Regions from separate parts of the Homo sapiens genome. Here region 2 is linked to region 1. A link is an interaction called in ENCODE POLR2A ChIA-PET data of the cell type or tissue named here. Cell type or tissue: PC-9. All regions are shown on one strand. Each heading gives the region's core, and the rest is flanking DNA. Links, peaks and the distances in the headings are about the cores only.

Evidence for each region. Peaks named below come from ENCODE experiments on the same cell type or tissue, not always from the same donor. Only the 100,000 strongest peaks of a DNase experiment are listed, where the experiment ranks them.
Region 2: POLR2A ChIA-PET joins it to region 1 with 5 read pairs; 1 of 35 experiments calls an interaction of 5 or more read pairs at or near these places.

What each region holds. Positions count from the first base shown.
Region 1 is chr6:26,303,196-26,307,591 of GRCh38, forward strand. It overlaps TRS-GCT6-1 (tRNA-Ser (anticodon GCT) 6-1), which reads right to left and starts at 2,378; the gene lies at 2,295-2,378. RefSeq lists an enhancer at 1,801-2,120 and a silencer at 2,201-2,390. In PC-9, for the core only: no CTCF peak of the experiment used is centred there; DNase peaks (open chromatin) are centred at 1,836 and 2,296; H3K4me3 peaks cover 1,834 bases; H3K27ac peaks cover 2,583 bases.
Region 2 is chr6:27,018,183-27,022,578 of GRCh38, forward strand. All of the region lies in intron 2 of LINC00240 (long intergenic non-protein coding RNA 240), which reads left to right. LARRPM (LINC00240 antisense RNA regulating promoter methylation) reads right to left here and starts at 2,124. Exons shown (of 1, transcript NR_026776.1): 1 at 1,184-2,124. TRI-TAT2-2 (tRNA-Ile (anticodon TAT) 2-2) reads left to right here and starts at 2,164; the gene lies at 2,164-2,257. RefSeq lists an enhancer at 1,869-2,128. In PC-9, for the core only: no CTCF peak of the experiment used is centred there; DNase peaks (open chromatin) are centred at 1,679 and 2,119; H3K4me3 peaks cover 2,567 bases; H3K27ac peaks cover 2,128 bases.

The DNA.
Region 1 (4,396 bases), core at 247-4,246:
CTTTCTGGGGCCAAGGGTGAAAAGACAGCAGCTACCCAAGGGAAAATTTTTCTCATGAAGATGGCAGAGGTGCATATGGACACCCAACTATGCAGGCATATTCAAAGGCCCTAATTGACTCATGCCTGCTAACTACACATTGACCAAAGTCATTGTCATGCCCAAGGCCAAAGTCAAAGTGATATGGAAATATACCACATGTCTTTGGGAGGAATTGCAGAGTTGTTAGGCAAAGGGCTTAGATATGGAAAGAAATGAAGAATTTACCAAAACTTACAAATTAACCTATATCTTGAGGAAGAGAAAAACAGCCCCAGTAGCCAGAACATTAACAGCTAGGACTTGGAGTTGCTGGGAGCTGGCCTGGCTCTCACAGCAAAGCTCTGGTCAACTCCTATTGGATATAACCAATCTCAAAAAACACCAACAGGCAAGGACACTTTGTGGCCATTATGACTTGAGATAAAACAACACAATTCATAATCATGGTGAGTAAAAATAAAAAACAAGGACATCGTCAAATAACAAAAGTAACCAAACATCTCCTCCTTTCTGGCTAATATGTCTACTGCTTCTTTACCAGTTATAGTGAGAATCCTGCTTTATCCTCTTGGTTTGTTTGTTTGTTTGTTTTTGAGACAGAATCTCACTCTGTCACCCAGGCCAGAGTGCAGTGACACAATCGAGAGTCACTGCAACTTCCTTGATTCAAGCGATCTAGGCTCACCCACCTCCTAGGTTCAAGCAATTCTTGTGCCTCAGCCTCCTGAGTAGCTGGAATTACAGGCATGTGCCACCAAAACCCAGCTAATTTTTGTATTTTTAGTAGAGACGGAGTTTCACCATGCAGGCTCAAACCCTGACCTCATGTGTCTGCCCGCCTCTGCCTCCCAAAGTGCTGGGATTACAGGCATGAGCCACCACACCCAGCCTATTCTCTCACTTTCTAGATAAAAATTATTAGGATATACAATCACAAAATTACGGTCAGCTAATGGTTCACCATGGCATTTTGTCTCCCTCTTTGCAACAAACCAACAAATCCAATTTTGCTTGTCTACAGGTGTGTCTCTGGTGGTCTTTGTCAGGAATTTACCAACAGTCTTGAATTCTGAAACATTAAACATCACAGACATAGAGGCAGCTAACTTTTATGTAACACCTCCCCTTTGTCCACCACTAAACCAGATTAAGGGGAGATGTGTTAAACGTGGAAGACAACAGAGCCTCTGATAAACCACATGAATAAAAAAAAAAAAAGAAAGATTTTTTTTTAAGTTGAAAAGTTTTGCATGGCATAAGCATAACCAATTTTTCATGTTTTTTGTTTAGATATGGGATGTTTAGATATGGGCCAAATGGCAGTTTCAAATATTTATTTAGCAAGTTTAGCAGTCTTTTTTGTGTGTGATTTTTATATAACATAAATTTTAATGGTCCTGTGGGCTTCATTATTTAGGAATGACATAGCATATGTAACCAATTCCTTTTTTCTTTCTTTCTCTCTCTCTCTTTTGTTTTTGTTTTTGTTTTTGTTTTTGTTTTAATGCGGGGAGGTTGGGGTTGTGGGGGGGTGGCGGTCTTGATATATTGCTCAGGTTGGTCTCGAACTCCTGGACTCAAGTGATCCTCCAGTCTCAACCTTCCAAAGTGCAAGGATTGCAGGCGTGTGCCACTGCGCCAGGCCCAATTCCTTATGATTACACATTCATGATGAAAACTGCCGAAACAGCGAAACCAAAACTAAGAAGGAAGTGAGGACAGTGATGGTTCTTAACCCGGGAGACCCAAGGCACTTGCAAAACGACCACTAGACTCCACCCCTCTAAAGATTTCGATTTAACTGGTTCTAGGGGAGAGGAGGAGACACGAGCATTTTGAGAAATCTCCCCAGTTATGTATAATTAACAACCACCGGATCACAGCTAGATAAGGAGAAATGCTAGGCGCTACTCAGGGGGTTAAGCAAAAAATCAGAGGGTCGGAAATCAGTTTTCAACTACAAGAGTCTTGCGGATCTGGAGCAGCGGTGGATACACCTCTGCCTGCGCGGAGGGAGCGGAGCTAAAATACTGTAATTTTTCGGACCTTTATAAAATAGAATCAGTAATCATGTTACCAACAGAAGGTTGTTAGTGCCAGCACACGTTAGTGTGCTAATACATACTGAAGAATACCTCTCTTAAAGGGAGCTAAAAACACCTAATTCTCAGTGAGCAAACGGGGAGGTATAGCAGACGATACCTTACTGAGGGGAAACCTTTAAAAAAGCCCAGTTAGCAGGGAAAGCCGAGCGACGAGGATGGGATTCGAACCCACGCGTGCAGAGCACAATGGATTAGCAGTCCATCGCCTTAACCACTCGGCCAGGCCTCTCCTGATATGTGTAATGTTTCTCTTCTCAACAGTTTCATTTGGCAATTCCTATTCTTTTGTTAAATGTTTTCAGTGACGGAAATAATGGATAAATGGCCCTCTTACTCTCATAAAGGAAGAAAAACTAAAGAGGAGACTGGGAGGGAGGAATAGACCCTAATAAAGATGACAAAGTACACTTTCTAAGGGAAAAATAAGAGAAATTAAAAAGGAAAAACGAATTAGTGACTGCTCCTGTTTTTTAAATCAAATTGGATTTTGTCTTTTTTCTTAGGTCATGTATATGAACACCATCATTAAACCAGGTATGTCTGTTGTTGCATTCCTGGACACTCCCTGGTAGGATTCCCAGAGGGATGCCTGCCATATGATGGCACTAACGCATCTGAGAAATAACCATTGTCTCTCCTAGAAGCCCAAGTGGGTGACTGGTAAAGTGTTGAAGTGATGGGTTACAGTCAAATTGTGATTGGTTCTGAGTGTCAGACCCTAGAGTTTGGACTGTATCTTAAAGAATCGTGGGGCCATCTGAGGGATTTTTGTTTTGTTTTTGCTTATTTTGCACAAAGAAATGTGATGAAAATGATACTTAGTGTTGTCATTTTTATTATCTGTTTGTATTTCATTTAAATTCTAAATTAAAAAAATAAATTTATTTTTATAGAGACAGGGTCTCACTATGTCACTCTGTTGCACAGGCTAGCCTCAAACTCCTAGGCTCAAGCAATCCACCCACCTTGGTTTACCCAAAGTACTGGGATTACAGGCATGAGCCACCATGTCCAACCTTTCTTTGGTTGTTTCTGACTCATTTCATCACAATCAGAGAAGTCAGTCTGATGCTAATGTTCTGTGAAATTAGGCAAAACAGAAGAACCCCATGACTTAGCAGTGACTGCCTGGCCGATTCCTGACAATATGCAGGCCTAGTGAATACGGTCAGACCAGTTCCTGGATACCAGGGGCTGTTTTCTCACCTATACCCAATAAAATTACAAAAACAATAATATTGTGTATGTGTGTGTTTTGACATGATGTAGCATTAAAAAAATAAGGCCGGGCACAGTGGCTCACACCTGTAATCCCAGCACTTTGGGAGGCCAAGGCTGGAGGATCGCTTAGGCAACATGACGAAACCCCGACTCCACAAAATATACAAAAAATTAACCGAGTGTGGTGGCTGGTGCCTGTAGTCCCAGCTACTTGGAAGGCTGTGTTGAGAGGATCAGCTGAGCCTGGGAGGGCGAGGCTGCATCAAGCCATAATCACACTACTGCACTCCAGCCTGGGTAACAGAGTGACAGAGTAAGACCCTGTCTCAAAAGCAAAGCAAAGCAAAGCAAAGCAATTAAGAATATGATCAAGATTCAAACTGTATCCCCTAGGGAGTTACCAAGGAATTACCTAACAAATATCAGACATATTAGGTATCAAATCACCATCAAAACATAGCAGGCCAGGAAATGTACGAATTTTCATTTTTTTAAAGCTTCAGTTAGCAACAAATTCTAAAGTGTTCTGAAAAGAAAAACTATTGCTTGGTCTTGATTGTGTTTGGATTAGAAATTATAAAGCATGATAAACAAACCTGGACCTGAAGGGTTCATTAGTTCTTTGATTCATTCAATGTTTTGATGAATATTTATTGAGCATTGCGTATGTTCCAGGCATTGTTCTAAGAACAAATGTATATGCCACACACAAAATTCCCTGCCCTGGTGAAACCTAATTATGTAGAAATAAGCAATAAACAACTTATAAAGCAAAATATAGGCCAAGCACAGTGGCTCACACCTATAATCATAGCACTTTGGAAAGCCAAGGCAGGCAGATTCCTTGAACTCAGGAGTTTGAGACCAGCCTAGGCAACATGGTGAAACCTCATCTCTACAAAAAATACCAAAATTAGCTGGGCGTGGCGGTGCACATCTGTAGTCCCAGCTACTCAGGAGGCTGAGGAGGGAGGATCGCTTGAACCCAGGAGGTCGAAGTTCAGTGAGCCAAGATTGCACCACTGCAC
Region 2 (4,396 bases), core at 198-4,197, 710 kb after region 1:
AACCAATTTAAAAATATAAAAAATAACAAGTGTTGGCAATGTAGAGAAAAGGGAACCCTTTTACATTATGAGTGGGAATGCAAATTAGTACCGCCTTTATGGAAAACAGCAGTATGGCTGTTCCTCAGAAAATTACAAATAGAACTACCACATGATCCAGCAGTACCTTTTCTGGGTATATACTGTGAAAGTAAAATATCTTGCACCCCCAAAATCACTAGCTAAAAGGAAAATTCAAGCTGGAAACTGCTCAGTGCAAACTTGCCTCCCATTCTATTCAAAGTCATCCCTCTGCTCACTGAGATAGATGCATACTCTGATTGCCTCCTTTGGAAAGGTTTATCAGAAACTCAAAAGTAAGACCTGGCAGCCCCCTCCCTGCTTTGTCCCCGCCTTTCTGGATGGAACCAATGTACTTCTTACATATATTGACTGATGTCTCATGTGTCCCTAAAATGTATAAAACTAAGCTGTGCCCCGATTACCTTGGGCACAGGTAGTCAGAACTCCCTGAGGCTGTGTCACAGGGGTGTGTCCTCAACCTTCGCAAAATAAACTTTCTAAATTAACTGAAACGTGTCTCAAATTTTCGGTGTTCACATCCGCAAAGGAAATGAAATCAGGATCTCGAAGCAATAACTGCATGCCCATCTTCATTGAAACATTATTCACAATAACTAAGATATGGAATCGACCTAAGTGGCTGTCCACCAATGAATGGATAAAGCACATATAGTTTATACACACAATAGAATATTATTCATCCTTAATAAAGAAGATCCTGCTGTTTGCAACATGGATGAACCTCGATGTCATTATGCTAAGTGAAACAAGCCAGACACAGCAAGAAAAATACTGCATGATCTCTTATGTGGATTCTAAAAAAGTCAAATACATAGAAGCAGAGTAGAACAGTGGTTACCAGGGGTGGAGACGTATGGAAATGGTTAAGATGTTGGTCAAAGGATACAAAGTTGCAGTTCTATAGGATGAATAAGTCTAGAGATGTAATGCATAGCATAACTATAGTTAATACTGCATTGTGCATTGGAAACTTGCGGAGAGTACATTTCATGCGCTCTCACCACTTACACAAAATAGTAACTGTGAAGAGATGTATTATGTTAATTAGCTTGACTGTAGAAATCATTTCACTGTGTACATGTATCAAAACATCATGTTGTACACCTTAAATATATAGTTTTTATTTTTAAAACACTGTTTGGGATTAAAAGCCCAGCTAATTCTGCCTTAATATCTCATTCTTATCCACAATGTCCACCCATAAGAAAGACGCCCGATACTCCGTGTAAACACACACTCCCCATCTCCCATACAAATTTACCTTCTAGAGAGAGCCCTTTTCCCCAAACTCTCCTCTCAAAACACTCTGAAGCACAAGGTCTTTAGCCTAGTTAGACATTTTCTGAAAAACTTAGTTTAACTCAGCGTAGAGACACCATGAATTTCAGAGACCCAGTCCTGGGCCTGCTTCAGTTGCTTTAGCCTAGAGTTTCAACTCCCAGGTCCCGGGGAGGGATGCTCCAAGGAAGAAATAGAGGCCCTATTCCAGGGCTGTTTCTCGCAGACTAGCCACAGAAAATGCAGCCCAGCGCCACTTCCTTTCAGTAGCAACACGTTTCCAACACGTTTGTTAAGCGGGAACGGAAGTGAGCGGAAAGGAATGCGTTTGGTAAATCCCACTTTAAGGATTTCGTAATCCTCCCAGGGATTCCCACCACCCGCACTCCACTCGCAGACTGCGGGCCTTCCTCCGACGCTGGGAGAAGGACCCTGGGAGAGGCAAGGGAAGGGCTCCGGAACCAGCGCAGCAGCGGGACGCTAGCCCGCCCACACGGCGGCCACTTGAAGGTCCTCCAGGGAACACCTGAGGCAGTGGGAGCGTCTGCCCTTTCCTAAGTCTCCTTGGAAAGAAGTATTCGCTTTCGTTTCCGCAAACAAAGCATGCTCCGCGCTTTCAGGACCGGTGGCTCCCGTGGAGACCGCAGCGGAACCCAGTCCGCCTTCGCACGCGTCCGGGGGAGAAGCGGCCCCAGGACTAAGGGCGCGCGCCCGAGGAACCGGTGCTGTGACGACCAGAGCAAACACGCCGGATGTTCCTGTGTAGGCTGTGTAAGGAGTGACCGGAAGTAGAAACTGGGTGCTCCAGTGGCGCAATCGGTTAGCGCGCGGTACTTATATGGCAGTATGTGTGCGAGTGATGCCGAGGTTGTGAGTTCGAGCCTCACCTGGAGCATTGTTTTCCAACCCAAAATAGCATTACTTGAAGTGCCTTTCCCCCTGTAATCCGACTCCATCGTCTTTAACGTGTTTGGAATTGTGTACACAGTTTATTGTTATTGGTTTCCTTAGCCTTTTTAGAACCAAGCAACGCCAATTACCAACAAAATCCGTTGCGCCGCAGTGAGTTAGCTACCTTCTATCTCCACTTTGTTCTGCACGTCGATCTCAGGTAAAGAACATCATCTCTTTACATCCTTCTTTCCACTTTGTTCTTAGGATCATCGATCATCGTTCCTCGGGGAGCCCCTGGCACATACTTAGTGCTAAGAAACTCCCATCAGGTGATAAGCATTGAACTCCATTTAAGGAAACTCAAAAGTGGGAAATAGTAAAAGGTTCCTGTCTGATTAAAGCTCTGATTGGGAGGGGTGTGGGGGGACTGATTTCTGACAACAGTGTCCCCTCCAGTATTTTTCCCCCACTTAATTTTACCCTGATAAAAATCAACAGTCATGGAAGATCTAGCAGCTTCTATCAACTGAGAAACAGCACCTGGTGTCCTCAGGCATTCAATTACCTGGACTTGGAAAAGGATGAGTGATAATAGACCCAGAAACCTGAAATCTTTAGAACAGCATTACAAGAATAAGCATATTGTTGTGGCTGAGGTGGGTAGGAAGTAGATAGGGATTTTGACTTTAAAATAGGCTTCCTCTCCCTATGACACCTGCAGTTTGCCTGGACATAGCTTTTATCATATGCTTCCCAACTCTTCAGCAAGAGAGGGAATTGAACTGAGTAATTGGGAGTTGTTTTCCTAGCTATAAAGATTGCCACAAATCTGAAAGCACATGTGTCCCACTTGGGACACGGAGGTGAGTGGAATTAAGCTGAGCACAGATAACTCTCTCTTGAGATCTGTATTCCTAAATGGGTCTTGCATGTATCTGGACATTGTCCACTCACAGACTCTCTCCTGAGAAAGGTTAGCGAGGTCCCGTTCAGGAATGCACCAGATGATAATAAAGTGAACACCTTCTCACTTTGTAGCTCTTGCTAAGCCACTGGAGTACCTTAAAAGCTATCAAAGCATAATCTTCAAATATATATATAGTAACTAATCACCAAATATTTATTTAAGTCACTAATGAGAAAAGGAGGAGTATGGTAAACTGATTGCAATGGCAATAGAAAAGGCTGGTAAAGGTATAGTCAGTGGGGGAAAAATAATGCTGACATGAGATTGCAAGTTTAAGTAAAAAACTAGCTAATGTCCTATGAGGCAGTGAAAACTATGGCCTTTGGGATTATTTTTATCTAAAAGACAGAAACTAGTTGCATCTTTACTGGGTAAAAATCATTCAAAACTTAATATTCTACATAATGACATTTAACCTTGTAATCTATTTTCTAATCATTAGTAAATAGTGACCTCCAAAAGTTCCATTAACTTAGAGGATTACTTGCCCCTTCAGTGGGCTTGTTAGACAATGCTCTAGTATTATTTTGAAAGAGTACTAATATCTTTTTTTTTTGCCTTATATTAACTTTTGGATATTTTTTCTGAATAGATTTAGCACCTTAATTCAATTATTTTATCTCTGTTCCTGATCAGTTGAAGGTATTATTGAGTGTCTTCAGACAGTGTTTAAAAAATGGTGACCTTTGCCATAAAGAATTTTTGTGAACTGGCTTAAGCCAGTTTTGTGATACACAACTTTGGGTGCTTTTGGTAGATGTCTGTAGGCAGCTTACTTTATAGTACTTTATACTATACCTTACTTTATAGTATAAAGTAAGGGATAGTTAGCTACAACATACCAACGAGTTATAGTGATAGAAGATCTTCAACAAAATTTTGTACATATATAGTCATTTATTAGAAAGCAAGCAAAAAACAGTCATAAAACCTGTTCTCTAAGCTCAATGAAGTTCCCACGGTTTTGTCATTTGTTTTTGTTGTTGTCATTGTTGTTTTACTAACTTCAAAACTACCTTTCATGAAAGCTTTGCTTGAGGCAAATGCAACAATATTTCAGAGTGAGGATTCAGCCAAACATCTCTAAGAAGAAAACCTCTGGACACAGCAGGACACAGAAATACTGAAATCTCCAGCCTAGGGCACCATCCCTCAAGTTAAAGGCTAGAACTC